Regions from separate parts of the Homo sapiens genome. Here region 1 is linked to region 2. Evidence: chromatin loops called from intact Hi-C (ENCODE). Cell type or tissue: B cell. All regions are shown on one strand.

Evidence for each region. A loop is a pair of places that touch in the nucleus more often than their neighbours do. Peaks named below come from ENCODE experiments on the same cell type or tissue, not always from the same donor. Only the 100,000 strongest peaks of a DNase experiment are listed, where the experiment ranks them.
Region 1: a loop joins it to region 2, with 8 times the contacts of the local background. A loop is called at or near these places in 17 of 110 quality-filtered maps.

The regions. Positions count from the first base shown.
Region 1 is chr11:18,728,045-18,736,044 of GRCh38, reverse strand. PTPN5 (protein tyrosine phosphatase non-receptor type 5) reads left to right here. Exons shown (of 15, transcript NM_006906.2): 10 at 2,410-2,489; 11 at 2,673-2,810; 12 at 3,343-3,453; 13 at 6,227-6,387; 14 at 6,479-6,592; 15 at 7,018-8,000. The coding sequence ends at 7,111. The region is part of intron 2 of IGSF22-AS1 (IGSF22 antisense RNA 1); the gene reads right to left. Among named protein-coding and RNA genes, the nearest start is that of IGSF22, 5.9 kb to the right of the region's middle. RefSeq lists enhancers at 4,011-4,130, 4,316-4,455, 4,486-4,565. In B cell, CTCF peaks have their summits at 3,688 and 3,889 (motif pointing right); DNase peaks (open chromatin) are centred at 3,914 and 4,374; H3K27ac peaks cover 551 bases; H3K27me3 peaks cover 259 bases.
Region 2 is chr11:18,240,443-18,248,442 of GRCh38, reverse strand. It overlaps SAA2-SAA4 (SAA2-SAA4 readthrough), which reads left to right. Exons shown (of 6, transcript NM_001199744.2): 2 at 428-522; 3 at 2,395-2,533. The coding sequence starts at 432. It overlaps SAA2 (serum amyloid A2), which reads left to right. Exons shown (of 4, transcript NM_030754.5): 2 at 428-522; 3 at 2,395-2,533; 4 at 2,928-3,203. The coding sequence starts at 432. The coding sequence ends at 3,066. It also overlaps the pseudogene RNA5SP333. Among named protein-coding and RNA genes, the nearest start is that of SAA2, 4.2 kb to the left of the region's middle. RefSeq lists enhancers at 4,187-4,236, 4,367-4,661 and a silencer at 4,347-4,641. In B cell, CTCF peaks have their summits at 4,291 and 4,492 (motif pointing left); DNase peaks (open chromatin) are centred at 1,334, 1,922 and 4,492; H3K4me3 peaks cover 410 bases; H3K27ac peaks cover 574 bases.

The DNA.
Region 1 (8,000 bases), 490 kb before region 2:
TTCCAGGGGACACAATTTACATAGACTACATTGACATAAGTGCCCCCTGGAGCCGTGCCAGGCTGGACAGCCCTGTGATCCTTGACACTTCTTACTTGGATCATTGCAGTAAACCTCTAACTGGTCTTCTGGCTTCCACACTCTCCTCTCCATCTTCTACCATTGTCACCAAAATGAGGCAAAACAAATCTAATTGTGTCATTCTCTTCCTTAAATGCCATCATTGTTGTCACCCTCGTAATCCTCAGGTTTAAGTCCAGCTTTTTTTTTTTTTTTGGGGGAGACAGAGTCTCACTCTGCTGCCCAGGCTGGAGTGCAGTGGCACAGTCTCGGCTCACTGCAACCTCTGCCTCCTGGGTTCAAGCAATTTCTGGCTAATTTTTGTATTTTTAGTAGGAACAGGGTTTGACTGTGTTGGCCAGGCTGCTCTCCAACTCCTGACCTCAAGTGATCCGCCCACCTCAGCCTCCCAAAGTGCTGGGCTTACAGGCTTGAGCCACCACGCCCGGCCTAAATCCAGCTTTCTAAGCCTGGTTTATAAGACCCTTTGTCGCCTGGTTCCTCTCCAGCCTCACCACTCACCACTCCCTACCCTGCACTGTGCACGTGAATCTGACAGAACAGCATTGCCTGCAGACAAGGAGAAGGGAGACGGCCCATACAGAGCTTCCTGCCCCTCTCTGCTGCAGGTCCCCCAAAAGCCCCCCTCCCGTTTACCCTGTCTCCTCTCCATCCCTGCCACCCTCTACACCCCCTCTTCACAAGAACTGCCCCAAATCACCTGCCAAAACCTTAGACATTGGGGTTGGGCTAAAGAGGCGAAGCTTGTGCCCTTTACCTCCCCAATTTCTCCTACTGGGTTTAGGATCCTTCTTTTTATCCTTTAACTTGTGGAACTTGTAATAATGTCAGGAATAACAGCAACTGATACTTCGTGTTGGTCCTAGTTACTGGCATAAGGACTCTAGTTGTTAAAGTTAACTCCTTTACAAGATAAGCAAGGTCATTGTGGAATGACCATCCCCAGATTACAGATAAGGCACAGGGAGATAAAGTAAATTGTCCATGTTGACACTGCTAGTAAGTCAGAATCAGGATTTGAACCTAGCCTCTCTGGCTCAGCGGTGTAGACTCTTAATGACTCCCCTATACTGCCTGTGAGAGCCTCCTAATGTGCACACTGGAAGTGCCTTTAGTCCAGTCCTCCCTATTATAGGAAAGAAACTGAGGCCTGGACAAGTGAGCTGATGACAAAACTAAACCAGAACCCAGGAATCTGGGGCCCCAGCCAGCTTCCCCCTTACCCCATACAACCTCAGTCTTGGCCTCTGCAGGCTGACAGAATAGTCAATGCAGAGAGGCTGTAGCTGGAACAAAACAAAATCTACTCCAGGAAGAAGAGCAGAGTGGGGGCTGGGCACAGTGGCTCATGCCTATAACCCCAGCACATTGAGAGGCCGAGGTAGGAGGATCACTTGAGCCAGGAATTGGAGACCAGCCTAGTCAACATAGCAAGACCTCATCTCTACCAAAATAAACAAATAAAAATAAAAAAATAAATTTAGCCAGGTGCAGTGGCTCATGGCTTAGTCCTGCTTACTCAGGGGGTTGAAGCAGGAGGATCACTTGGGCCCAGGAGTTTGAGGCGGCAGCGAGCCATAATCGTGCCACTGCACTCCAGCTGAGTGACAGAGACCCTTTTACTATGGGATTTGACATGTGAATAAATTGAAAGGAAAAAAAACCTTTTTGCATATGTGGACATGAGGCTGAGACCCCACAGTCTTAATCCAGATAGAGGAGACTATCGTTTTCATGTTAATAGCCTCCGTCAACTTTCTACTCCCGAATCTTAACAGCCCTTTATATTTATAAAGCACTTTACAGTTTACACAGAACTTTCACATCTCTTTTCTCATTCATCTTCCCAACAGCCCAAGCAAGTAGGCATCTTTGCCTCCATTTGACAGATAGGAAAACTAAGGCTTAGAAAGGCCATGTGTTTTACAAGCCTACACAGCAAGTCAATGACAGTGTGTACTCAAGCTAGCTGTCTCTTGCTGAACAAGATCTGTACAGGAATTTCCCTAGGTAATTCCATTGTTGACTTAGCTGTCTCCTCTCCAGAAGCTAAGATGCAGTGAGTATAGGGCAACTTAAGAGGCACAGGCTAAGGATAGAGACAGAGGTAGAGACCCGGGGACCCCCCTCTCTCTCCACCCTCCTCCTCATCCTGAGTCCTCACCTACAAAATGAACCATGAATGGGTCAATGTTTTGCTGCTGGGCAAGGGAAGGAAGAACTGCTAATGTCGCAGAAGAAGTGTGGGTATGCTGGAATAGGCCAGAGCAAGTGGGTCCTGCACCAGAGGGCCCAGTTTCCAGCCTTACTTGTCTCCCACCACCCCAGACCCTCACAGCAGAGTGTGTCTGACCTCACCAGACCCTGACGACCCTCTGAGTTCCTACATCAATGCCAACTACATCCGGGTACGTATTCCCACCCTGACGGCCTCTTGCTCAAGGGGAGGCCTGAGTCGATGGGATCCATCCTCCAGCCTTGTCCCTACACCAGTCTGGCTCCTGCCAGCTCCTGTGAAGAGCCTGAGTGTGGGGATGGGGTCCTGGGAGCACTGCCTCTGACCCTGACAGCCTGGACTTGGCTGGCCGCAGGGCTATGGTGGGGAGGAGAAGGTGTACATCGCCACTCAGGGACCCATCGTCAGCACGGTCGCCGACTTCTGGCGCATGGTGTGGCAGGAGCACACGCCCATCATTGTCATGATCACCAACATCGAGGAGATGAACGAGGTAGGGACCCCCGTCCCCATTCTAAGTGTCTGCTACATTGCGCCCTACACTAAGTATCTTGTTCTCAAATTAATCTTTATGACAATCTCAAGAGGTCGGCGGTGTTCACTCCGCTGCCAAGATGAGGAGATGTGAGGCTCGGTAAGGTTAAGTCATTTGCCCCGGGCTTCACAGATAGAGGCATGCCTGGAGGTGGCCTCTCCACTTCCAGTGCCCGTGACCTTAAACACAGCACTCTGCTGCCTCCCAGCCTGCCAGGACAGATGTTGGCTACTCCTGTACCCATAAGGGCCCATTTAACCGAATCTCCATAAAAGTCCTTCAGATGGGTAGCACTTCTGTTTTCCAGAGGAAGAAACTGAGACTCAGGAAACGGAAGTAGCTTATAGAGTTTGCAGCTGAGATTTGAACCCAACACTCTGTAGCAGCAACCCTGTTGCCCTTGTGTATCTCTCCGCTGGCCCTGAAGAGAGTGTAGAGAGTTGTGGGAAGGGAACAGGATTGTATGGCAGCCTGATCTGGGCCCCTGCAGAAATGCACCGAGTATTGGCCGGAGGAGCAGGTGGCGTACGACGGTGTTGAGATCACTGTGCAGAAAGTCATTCACACGGAGGATTACCGGCTGCGACTCATCTCCCTCAAGGTGAGGCCTGGGGCAGGGCTGGGTGAAGCTGAGGATGAGTGTAGGGGCTTAACTGGGGGCTCCACAGAGAACAGGTCCCCCAAGTCCACTGTAACTGACATAAAAGCCAGTGTCACTCCCAGATTTTCTGATAATTACGGATGAGTGAGAGGTGAATGGACTTGGGAGCCAGAGGTAGAATCAAACCCCTTGCATTTCCCAGTCCTCAGTTACATTTCATGCTGTTGGGCTCTCTCTGTCTCTCTACTCTGTCATTCATAATGCATTCTAGCTATGCTTCAAATGTACCCAAGGCCAGGACTGTCTGGATGAGGGGACTTCAGCAGCCTCCAGCACTGTGCTTATAATTGAGGGTTCATCATGACTTTGAGATCCTCCTTAGAAACATCTCTTCACCTGGGATCCTGGGCTTCTGGCCTGTAGTGCCCAATCTGTCCACAAGAGGGCAGGCACTCTTTGCTGCTTTGGGGTTGTACAGGGGGCTGTGGTTACAGAAAACAGCAAGAAAAAGGAAGACACACAAAATATGAGCAATACAAAACAGCCCAGAAGAGTGGGAGAAGGTATCCTCCCACCCTGAAGTTGTGCTTCCTCCAGGATCAGCATAATAGAGGAGACTGTTCCTTTGAAATCGGGATTAGTGGATTCTGTTTGTGAGAAATAAGACCCATGTTTAGGGAAGGCTGTAATTGTAATAACCCCAAAGGCTGGAAGAGGTGAACCAGGCATCAGGAAGCTGATGCCCTATCCAGGAGCAGCCAAGGAAGTTCATTGATGCTGACAGCCACAGGGGTTACTGAGCACAAGACCGGAGACTTGGCCCTCTGAGCTGTTCCCTCTCCCACTGAATAGGGGCCAGGTAGGGTGTCGAGAGCATCTCAGCCCCCAAGAGCAGTGCCCCCACAAGCAGCTCTAAGATCCAGGTCTTGTTGGAGGGCATGAAGGGCCAGGAAGTGAAAAGCAGAAGTAGTGGTCACTGTCACAGCCAGGTAACTCAGGACTTGAGAAAATGGCTTCCTGAGTAGAAATTCCCCAGAAAGACAGGCTGAGATGAGGCAGGGCTGCTCACCTTCTCAATGCCATGGAGATGATGAGGGAAGAACCAGGGCATCTTGGAGTTTGAGGGAATTTACTTTTGTCCATAAGACATTACGAGCACCTGGCCTGAGCTTGGTTCTGGGTTGGATACTGTGAACACAGAGCTTCCCAAAGCTTGGACTCTTTCCTTGAGAAGCATTGTATAAGATGGTAAGTACTGAGCTAGAGATAGGTATATAGAATATAGGATATGTATATCATATGATGTTATATTGGATGAATATAGGATATGTATATCATATATGTATGTATATATGATATACATATCCTATTATACCTATATATAAAATATATATAATATAAATATATAATATATAAAATATATATAAAATATAAATATATATATAGGTGTGTGTGTATATATATATGTATAAAAGAAGGACACTCTGCCAGCTGATGTGCTCAGGGAGGGCTTCCTGTACATGGTGGTGCTGAATGGGGTCTTGAAGGATAAGTAAGAGTTGACCAGGGGCAAACAAGTCAGGAGAACATTCCCAGTGAGAAAATAATAAAAGTAAGGACATGGAAGATGGAACACTTGTGTGCATGTATGTGTGCACATGTGTTTGTGTGTGCTGCTGAGATTTTACCTACAAACCTTTTGGAGTGTGGGAGCATTGAGTACAAGTACGCAGGGGCAGGAGGTGTGTCTGGAAGGGCAGGCCCTGTAGCAGTTGTCTTCCTAGCCAGGTGAAGGACTGAGGAGAGTGGGTCTTATTCTGAGAGCAGTGAGAGACATTGAAGGATGTTGTGGTCTGCTCAGGCTGCTATAACAAAATACCATAGACCAGGTAGCTTGTAAGCAACAGGTTTATTTTTCACAGTTCTGGAGACTGGGAAGTCCAAGATCAAGGCACCGTGACCCTGGTGAGGACCCACTTCCAGGGTCATGTCCTCACGTGGCAGAAGGAGTGAAAGCTCCTTTTGTAAGAGCACTGATCCCATTCGTGAGGGCTCCGTTCTCATGACTTCATCACCTCGCAAAGGCCCTCCCTTCAAATACCACCATGTTGGGATTTGGTTTCAACATGTGAACTTAAGGGGACACACACATTCAGTCCAAAGCCACAGGTTTTCAGCAGGAGAGCAGCATGTCCAGATGTGTGTTGTACACAGACTATTTTGACTCTGTGGATCTGAGACAGTTGGGGATGAGGCAGAAATCTCCCACACTCGAGCAATGATAAAGGTCAAGGTGGCAGTGAAGCGGGGAGTGTGAAGAGGTGGTAAAACTTGCAGCACTAATTGCAGCACTAAGATAGAGGCGAGTCACGCAGGCGCAGGCGAGGCACAGCAAGAGGCGAAGAAGAGTCCCGGGGCTGGGTTATGTGACAAAGGGATGACTGGGGGACCATTTGTTAAGATAAGGAACCCTGGAGATAGTAATAAATTGGAGAAGGGGCTCTTGGCCCCTCTTGGATGATCCTGAAGTTGTTGGGGCAGGACCAAAGGCAAGATCCATGCCAACGCTGCTGACCAACCCCCAAAACCAAGCTGGCTTTGGGTCTGTGTCTGGTGCCACTGGGCAATGTGGCCTAGATGGAAGGGTGAAGGGGTCCCACTCTCAGTGTTCTTCCTGTGTTCTTCCTCCTTCCATCTCATCTCTATCTCTGGGCTGGTTTGTGAGCTGAAAGAGTTCACACATACCTGGGGTGGGCCTCTGTCTCCTCGACAGAGTGGGACTGAGGAGCGAGGCCTGAAGCATTACTGGTTCACATCCTGGCCCGACCAGAAGACCCCAGACCGGGCCCCCCCACTCCTGCACCTGGTGCGGGAGGTGGAGGAGGCAGCCCAGCAGGAGGGGCCCCACTGTGCCCCCATCATCGTCCACTGCAGGTGGGTCCTCCCAGCCAGCCACTGGAGCGGGGCAGCCCCCCACCCGCTGGGCTGCCCTGCCCCTCACCCCACCGGTCCCCTCGGCCCTCAGTGCAGGGATTGGGAGGACCGGCTGCTTCATTGCCACCAGCATCTGCTGCCAGCAGCTGCGGCAGGAGGGTGTGGTGGACATCCTGAAGACCACGTGCCAGCTCCGTCAGGACAGGTCAGCCCACGGGCGGGAGTGGGGACACACAAGGGAGCTAGAGCCCCGAGCGGGTAGAGGGAGAGACCCACATGTGCATGGGCGGGGGGTGAGGGGCAGATGGAAAACACTGGCACGGACTGATGGGCAGACAAGGAGTAGCGAGGACAGCTGGGTAGAGGGGCAGGATCCAGACAGTGGGGGGCCAGATGAAGAGGGAAGAAAAGCAGAGCTGGTGGATAAAAGGACAGAGGCCGAAAGTGGTAGGACATGTCATCTGTGTCCCTGATAGGAAGGGGCAGAGGGTAATGGTTGGCAAGGGTTGGTCTCTCCAAGACGCACAGGGGCAAGGCCTGGCAAGTGATTGCTACTCCATGGCTTTTGGGGCACCTCCCACAGCCCATCCCTCCACGACCCTGCCCCCACTGTGCATCTCTGCCGGGCAGGGGCGGCATGATCCAGACATGCGAGCAGTACCAGTTTGTGCACCACGTCATGAGCCTCTACGAAAAGCAGCTGTCCCACCAGTCCCCAGAATGACTGCGCTTCTCCTACAAGGTTCTCTGGGCACTGCCCAGCCTGAGTCTCGGCCCTCACCCAGGGCCCTGCCTCGGGTCCTGGGCCTGCTCCCCGCTTCCTCCCCTTCAGTCAGCTCCCTCTGTCCTCTGTCAGCCTGGCCTGACCCCTACCCTCCAGCATTGCTCTTCCTACTGTACATATTGGGGAGTGGGGGGCAGGGTCGGGAAGGGACATGCCAGGCCAGGCCTGGGGCCCCGGGGCCTGACCCACACCACGCAGACCCCGGGCTCCAGTTTTTAACGATGGTTCCATCAATACCTGATCCAGAATGTTTCCGTGCTACACTTTGTGTCCTGCTGCAATGTGTTCTGTCTGTCCATCCATCTCTGCCCTCTGTACCGGACACTGTGTCTCCTCAGCCAGGAAGGGGTAATGAGCTCCAGCCCCTAAGCAACCGGACTTGCCTGCCTCGGCCTCACCCGCACTTCTCCCAAAAGGCAGATGACGGGGAGTTAGGCATGGGGAGCTCCAGAAGGTCACCAGAGAGCTTTCAGCTGAGGGAGAGTTCTCTAGGTTGGAGTGGGCATCACAGCCAGGGTGGCCTCTGGGTGTCAGATGCTCTCAGGAGGGTGCCCAGCCTGTGAGGCACTGGCAAGGTAGGGGGCAGATGGGGCATGGAGAACCCAGAGGATCTAGGCCCTGTTGGGGAGGGGAGGGGAGCTCAAGGTTTGGGTGGGGACTCAGCCCAGATCTACGTGAGACATTTTTCTGTGTCACTGTGGGAAAGCCTTCCCAGAAGTCTCACTGCGTGTTGCTCTGCGTGTGTTCCCATGTCCATGCGTGTGTTGAGAGCCCATCAGGAGGGCATGCATGACTCTTTGGCAACATGTATTATCTTGGAGCCACGTGT
Region 2 (8,000 bases):
GGCCTGGTAGTACTTGGATGGGAGAACACCTGGGAATACCAGGTGCTAAAGGCTTTAAGAATAAAAAATAATGATCCTGCTTTGTGTTTATCCCATGTTGAGTTCTGTGCGGGGCAGAGGGAACACACGGTAAATGCGTTATGGGGAATTATAGGCTACTTGAGGGAGTGACAGTCTGGTGGTAACTCCTGCCTTCCTCCATCAGTGCCACATTGGCATCCTCTTATGCAGTCAGGCTTCAGGGCTGATGGGTTCAGAACCGAGGGCTTCTGGCTCTGAGTGAGGTCCTGCTGCAAGGTTTCCTAGATGAGCCACTGAGACTCTAATAAGATCCAGTGGAAATAACCAGGCTCTCGTCGGAATATAAGTCCCAAGGGAAGCTGTGCCAGTCTTGTGGGCGACTGCCTGACTTCTCCTTTCATTTCAGCACCATGAAGCTTCTCACGGGCCTGGTTTTCTGCTCCTTGGTCCTGAGTGTCAGCAGCCGAAGCTTCTTTTCGTTCCTTGGCGAGGCTTTTGATGGTAAGGCTTCAGAAGGTTTGCAGGATTTCTGAAGAGAAACATCGCCCTGGACCTGATAAACTGGGGAAAATGATGCTTTCGGAAGGCTGCTTTTGAACCACAGAGTTGCTAGTGTCTGCGTTGCTGAGGCCTGCCAGGAACTAGGGTTTGCTGGGTTGCCTGTCTCGAGTCTTTCAGAGCTGCTGGGAATATCCCCTTTCCCCGTAGTGCAGCTTCTCAGGATGTGTTAAGTGGATGGATCACATTTCAGAAGCCGCTGCAAGGTGTATCAAAAACACATCTCCTGAGCCGTAAGGGACGGGGCATCCAGTAACAACGCACACGGGGTATTTTTGGGCTTCCTTAAGATTTGAGCCGCTGCCTTAGGTTGTGCTGCCCAATGTGCCTGGGGAGCTGCTAAACAGATTAGAGAGTCGAGGATTGTTGTCAGTTACTCAGAGAAAGAACAATCATCCTTTCCAGGAGCACCTGAGCTGTTTGTTTTGAGTAGAAGATGCAAAATAAGGCCTGCAATTGGTATAAAATGTCCCTCAGCATAAATCGCATAGGAGTATGACTAAGGCTGTTGACTCTTCTGTCTTCTTTCTCCTTCCTCCTTCGATTTCCTAGTTGGATAATGTACAGGGCTCTTTAGCCTCGCTCTGTCAGGGGCTCCCTTCCTGGTTTGTTCTGTTTCCATTCTTCCTTCTCCAGCCTTCTTGACAAGAGCTGGGAACTAACGTGCCTCAAGCCCCCACAAGGACCACAGCATTTTCTCATCTAGTTTCAGAATGACTCTGTGAGGCAGGCATCCCTTCTGTGAAGGTGAGAAAGCTGAGACTTAGAGCAGCTGAGGCCAATGCCCAGGGACTTACTGCCAGTCAGCAGGTGGCAGGGCAGAGGTTTGAGCCCGGCTGTGCTTGAGGTCAGGGCTCTTGCCAGGTAGACGCATCACTGACCACCTCCCAGAGGTTGATGGTTATGAATCTCAGACACACCTTGGCATCACCTGAACTACCCATGCCTTCAACTCCCCAGCAGAGTCTGCAGAAACTGGCCTGGGGTGTGGCCTGGGCACTGGGACTTTCAGTTTCTCTCTGGGTGATTAGAAAGTGCAGCCAAGGCTCACGCCTGTAATTCCAGCACTTTGGGAGGCCAAGGTGGATGAATCACTTGAGGTCATGAGTTCCGGAGCAGCCTGGCCAACATGGTGAAACCCTGTGTCTACTAAAAATATGAAAATGTAGCCAGGCGTGGTGGCAGGCACCTGTAATCCCAGCTACTCAGGAGGCTGAAGCAGGAAAATCACTTGAACCCGGGAAGCGGAAGTTGTAGTGAGTTACATTGCTCCAGTGTGCTCCAGCCTGGGTGACAGAGTGAGACTCCGTCTAAAAAAATAAAAAAGAAAAAGAAAGTGCAACCACGGCGGAGAACCGCTGCTCTATTGCTTCCTCAAGCAACCCACAGTATCAGTACAGCCTACTGAGAAAGTGTTTAGGGACTTTTATGCTCCTAACAGTCACTGGAACTCAGGTCACAATGACATGTATTCCATTTGCAAGAATATATACTTTAGTAGTCAGGGCAGAAGTACTCTGTGTCTGCCACCTTTCTCAGCATCAGTATTCCATGTCACCACCTCATTCATATACACTCCTGGATCTTATCATAGGCAGCTTCATTCTATAGCAGTGGCTCTTCACCAGGGCACTTGAAGAAGCCAACTAGGATAAAGGAATGTGCTTCTCAACCCATGGTATCCAAGGCTGCTATGATCACAGGCTGAAAGCTTGAAGTCAGTGGAAGATTTGTCCTTCTTTCATTCCCCTCTAAGGTGTTGTTGGAGTCTTTATGTTCTCCTGATGTCCCTTCTGCCTTTCCTTTCCTTTCCAGGGGCTCGGGACATGTGGAGAGCCTACTCTGACATGAGAGAAGCCAATTACATCGGCTCAGACAAATACTTCCATGCTCGGGGGAACTATGATGCTGCCAAAAGGGGACCTGGGGGTGCCTGGGCTGCAGAAGTGATCAGGTAACTGGAGCTCCTGGGACGTTAGGGCTGGGTGAGCAGAGCTTGCCTGCCTTGGACAGTCAGGAGGGAGACGAGCTCCTTGTGGAGAAGTTAGAGGCTGTGGTCCCTCCTCTTCTTGCCCTCTCTCTGCCTCTGTGCTCAGTGTGAGGGTCTGAGTGGATGGTAGGAGTGAGTGATTCCTCCCCCTCCCCCTCTGGGTGCTGTTCATCCAGCCTAGGGGTGCCCAGCCTGTCTGAATGGGGCAGTGCCCAGGCAGGGTCAGTGTTTTCACTCCTCCTTCCTTGGCCTTTCTGGGCTCCTCTCTGAGCCCTCCCTTGGAACGGGGAGAATGGGAGGGTGAGCTGTTGCTCACTGGCCTGATGATTAATCTCCTTCTTGCCTGCCTGGACTACAGCAATGCCAGAGAGAATATCCAGAGACTCACAGGCCGTGGTGCGGAGGACTCGCTGGCCGATCAGGCTGCCAATAAATGGGGCAGGAGTGGCAGAGACCCCAATCACTTCCGACCTGCTGGCCTGCCTGAGAAATACTGAGCTTCCTCTTCACTCTGCTCTCAGGAGACCTGGCTATGAGGCCCTCGGGGCAGGGATACAAAGTTAGTGAGGTCTATGTCCAGAGAAGCTGAGATATGGCATATAATAGGCATCTAATAAATGCTTAAGAGGTGGAATTTGTTGAAACAGTGTGTTCTTCTTTTGGTGCTGACTGCCTGTTTGGTACAAAAGGGAAATCAATGCACACCCACATGAAGGGTGAGCCTAGGTAGGCCTATGTGTTTGGATGTGAGGAGACATTCTTAGTAGTCACAGTGCAGACACCTGCATCAACCCTTCCACAAATTAGACCTCCTTTTTTCCAGACCTTTGTGGTTACATTGTTGCTATTTCCAGTCCCTTCCTTGCCCAGGCTTCTCATCTCCTGTGAATTATTTCCTGTTACCTTCTCTGTCCCTCAGTTCTTCATTCCTCAGTGATCTCTGTTTCTGGAGGCAGGGGCTACAGACAATTGAATTGTGAAGTCCTGCCTCAGCGACTGCCACCCGAGTCTTCCTTTCATTTCTCAGCAACACCTACAAATCCAGGCATTAATGAATTTCTACCCACTCCATCTAAAAAATACCTCCAATGCAGTTCTCTTCCACTCTATTTTCATTGCCTTCTTTCAAGTCTAAATATGTAATGCGACTCCTTTTATGAATGTTTTCTGAGTTTCTGGAGCTTAACTAGATCAAAGTTGTGGAAGTGGTGGCAGTGGAGAGAGAGCCAGATAGAGAAGAACTGTTTTATCAGTCAGGGTCCCTTTGGGAGACAGAAACCAGGCAGTAATTTGAAAAGGGAAATTTTAATATAAAGAATTATTAACTGAGAGCAGCATTAACTTCTAAGAGTACAGAATATGAGAAGGTATAAATTTGAGATTGGGCCCCTCACAAGACTGACATTGGATGGCAAATAGTTTACTGGGTCCTTCAAGCCAAAACTGACATATAAGAACTCCATTGAGGTATTAATGAAACTTGGCAGGAAGCTACCCAGGGTGTAACTTAACTCTGGGAATGCAGCTAGGGTTCCTGTGACAAATTTGGGAAACTGCTTGGGGGCAGGAGATAGGTTATCAAAACCCCTGGGAAGCCAGCTGTGGAAGTGGCAGTGCTCTGGAGTGAACTGTATCTTGCCAAAATGTATATGTTGAAACCCCAACTCACAGCATGGCTGTACTATTTTGTTACAGCAGCCCAAGCTGATTAAAATAAGTGGGCTGCTGGTAAACATCATGGACATCCTACTGAGGTGCCACAGAAATTGTCAGGAAACTGTCTTGGCCTTGGGATGCCACTCAGATCTCTGGGGCAAGTGCCACTGGTTGTCCTGTACAGGAGAAGAGTACTGCAGGAGCTGAAAGGAAGCAAAGCACAAAAGAACAGGAAAAGATGTCTTCATCTCCTGCTTGGCCCTCTAGCGCCCTCTATGGGTGAAGATTAACATCATGCCCAACTGGCAAAGGAGAAATGTTCACAGGGTCCAGCTCCAGCATCACAAATAGGACAAAGGGGTGGGTGTGGAGCTGAAAATAAAGAAACTGATAACTGGCATACCCCTTTTCTCTGAAAAAGGATTGAGGAGGACTCCTAAGGTGAGAAGACTAGTTATAAAATTATATTTACAGAGTAAAGACAAATTTATTTGTCAAGGAGGAAGAAAATGTATGGATATAAAGTAGAACTATTTACAACAGAACTTTCTCATACAGTTCTCATCAAAAGACACTAATAGAAGTGTAGGTATAGGAGGTATAGGAGGTTTGAGTCTGAGTCTCAAAGATGTGCCAATGCCAAAACAAGGCAAGGGCAAGATAAATAAGATGGAGAGAGGCGTGGAAGATTGGCTCATGGGAGCAGACTCAATGCACTGTTGAGATTAGTGTTCAGTCTAGTAAAGTCTGAGTTGACCCCAAGTTGTAAAAAAAGACTGTAATGCTATTATTACAATAGCAATTGTAAATGCTTACAATTAGATTTCTGTCACAAGTACTGAAGTTGTAGATTTTGGGGGGCAGGAGGGAGAGAAAGGGAGGATGAGAGAAAGAATGGCTTTCAAAGTCAAATAAAGCAAGCTTTCAAAGTCTAGTCTTTGTAGATATTCAAAACTTTGCAATCAACATATTATTACTAGAAATAATTAACTGAAGCAACATTTGGATACAGAAATTCATTCATCCGTCTGTAAAGGACCAAATCACTCCCCTTCTTGAAATCTATAATTTGAAAAAAAATTTAATTCAATATAGTCCATAGGTTCAGAGGAAGAAAAAGTATAAAAAAAACAAGAAAAAAATTTTTAAATCGAAATTTGTATCCAAGGAAAAAGGTGCTTGGTTTACCCAGGAATTTATAATTTGTAAAGTCACACCTAATACCTATGCTCTGGCACACCCAAATACCTTTTATTAATTACTTGGTTTTCCTCAGTAAGAATTAACATGCTTCTCTCTGTTAGAAAAGTTTGAGAAAGGGAAATTGCATTGCTCTTTGTTATAGTTGTGTTTTGTTTTGTTTCGTTATTTGAGACAGCATCTCCCTCTTTCATCCAGGCTGAAGTGCCATGGCATGATCATGGCTCACTGCAACCTCGACCTCCCGGGGCTCAAGAGATCCTCCCACTTCAGCCTCTTGAATAACTGGGACTGCAGATGTGCGCCATGACACTTGCCTAATTTTTATATTTTTTGTAGAGATGGGGTTTCGCCGTGTCACCCAGGCTGGTCTTGAACTCCTGGGCTCAAGTGATCTGCCTGCCTCAGCCTCCCAAAGTGCTGGGATTACAGGCATGAGTCACTGAGCCCAGCCTACTGTTATATTTATTTTTGTGTCGGTTTGAGGCTGCCCAGATTCACATTGTTTCTGGGGTCGTCTGTGAGGGTGTTTCCAGAGGAGATTAACATTTGAATTGGACTTAATAAAGTAGATTGCTATTCTCAATGCAACTGGGCATCACCCAATCTGTTGAAGGCTTGAATAGAACAAAAATAGAGGAAGGACAGATTTGCCTCCCTTTTCCCCTGCCTCACTGCTTGAGTTGGACATCTCCTCTCATCTTCTCTTGCCCTCAAATTGGATTTACGTGATCAGTTGCTCTGGTTCTCAGGCCTTTGAACTCAGACTGAATTACACTTTCCTGAGTTTCTAGCTTGCAGAGGGCAGATCGTGGGACTTCTCAGCCCCAATTATCTTGTGAGCCAATTCCTTACAATAAATAAATACATACATACATACACAAATAAATTATTTGTCCTGTGTCTCTCAAGAACCCTGACTAATAGGGTATCCAAGCTTTTCAGTCTTATCTCCTATGACTAATTAATGTGCCTCATGCTACATGCAAATTGAGCTGCTTGTTATTTTTAAACATGTCATTGAATTAGGAATTATTTCAAACGTTCAGAAATGTGCTTCCATGTGTTCATTCAGCATTTATTATTGTTATTTAAAATATTCATTCATTTATTTATTTATAGATTTAGGGGGTACAAGTACAGATTTGTTACACTGATAGATTGCATAATGGTGAAATCTGGGTTCTTAGTGTAACCATCACCCAAGTAGAGTTCATTGTACCTGTCAGGTAATTTCTCAATCCTCGGCCCCCTTCTGCCCTCCATCTTTCTGAGTCTCCAGTGTCCATTATTCCACTTTCTATGTCCATGTGTACACATTATTTAGCTCCCATTTATAAGTGCGAAAATGTGATATTTGACTTTCTGGGTTATTTCACTTAAGATAATGGCCTCTAGTTCTATCTATGTTGCAGCAAAAGATACGATTTCATTCTTTTTAATGGCTGAATAGTATTCTATGGTGTATATATGTGTATACAGACATACACACACACCCCTCCAATCATTCGTTGATTAACCTAAGACACTTAGGTTAATCCCATATTTTTGCTACTGTGAATAATAGTGTTGTGATAAATACATGCATTCAGGTATATTTTTTATATAATGATCTATTTTCCTTTGGGTAGTACCCAGTAATGGGACTGCTGGGTCAAATGGTAGCTCTATTTTTAGTTCTCTGGGAAATCTCCATACTGCTTTCCACAGAGGCTGTACTAATTGACATTCCCATGAGCAGTGTATAAGCATTCCCTTTTCTCCACATCCTCACCAACATCTGTTGTTTTTTTGACATTTTAGTAATAGCCATTCTGATTGTGTGAGATGGTATCTCATTGTGGTTTTAATTTGTGATTAAATTTGTGTTTAAATTTGTGACTCTGATGATTAGTGATGTTGAGCATTTGTTCATATTTTGTTGGCCATTTGTATGTTTTCTTTTGAAAAATACCTGTTCATGTCCTTTGCCCGCTTTTTAATGGGGTTATTTCCTTTTTTCTTGTTGTCTGAGTTCCTTGTAGAATCTTGGTACTTGTCCTTTGTCAGATGAGTAGTTTGCAAATATTTTCTCCCGTTCTTAGGTTGTCTGTTTACTCTGTTGGCTATTTCTTTTGTTGTGCAGAAGTTTTTAGTTTAGTTTAGTCCTGCTTGTGTATATATTTTTTTGCTGCATTTGCTTTTGAGATCTTAGTCATAAATTCTTTGACTAGGTCAATGTTTGGTAGAATTTTCCTAGGTTTTCTTTTAGAATTTTTTGTTTCAGGTCTTACATTTAAGTTGTTAATCCACCTTGAGTATATATATATATGATGAGAGATATAAAATTTCATTCTTCTGCATATGGCTATCCACTTTTATCAGCACCGTTTATTGAATAAGGTATCATTTCCCCACTGTATGTTTTTGTTGACTTTGTCAAAGATCAGTTGGTTATATGTATGGGGTTTTATTTTTGGGTTCTCTATTTTGTTCCATTGGTCTACGTGTCTATTTTTATACCAGTACCATCAACATTTATTAAATAAGTAGCTATGTGACTAAAGGAACCCAGGGAATGTCACCCCAAAATACA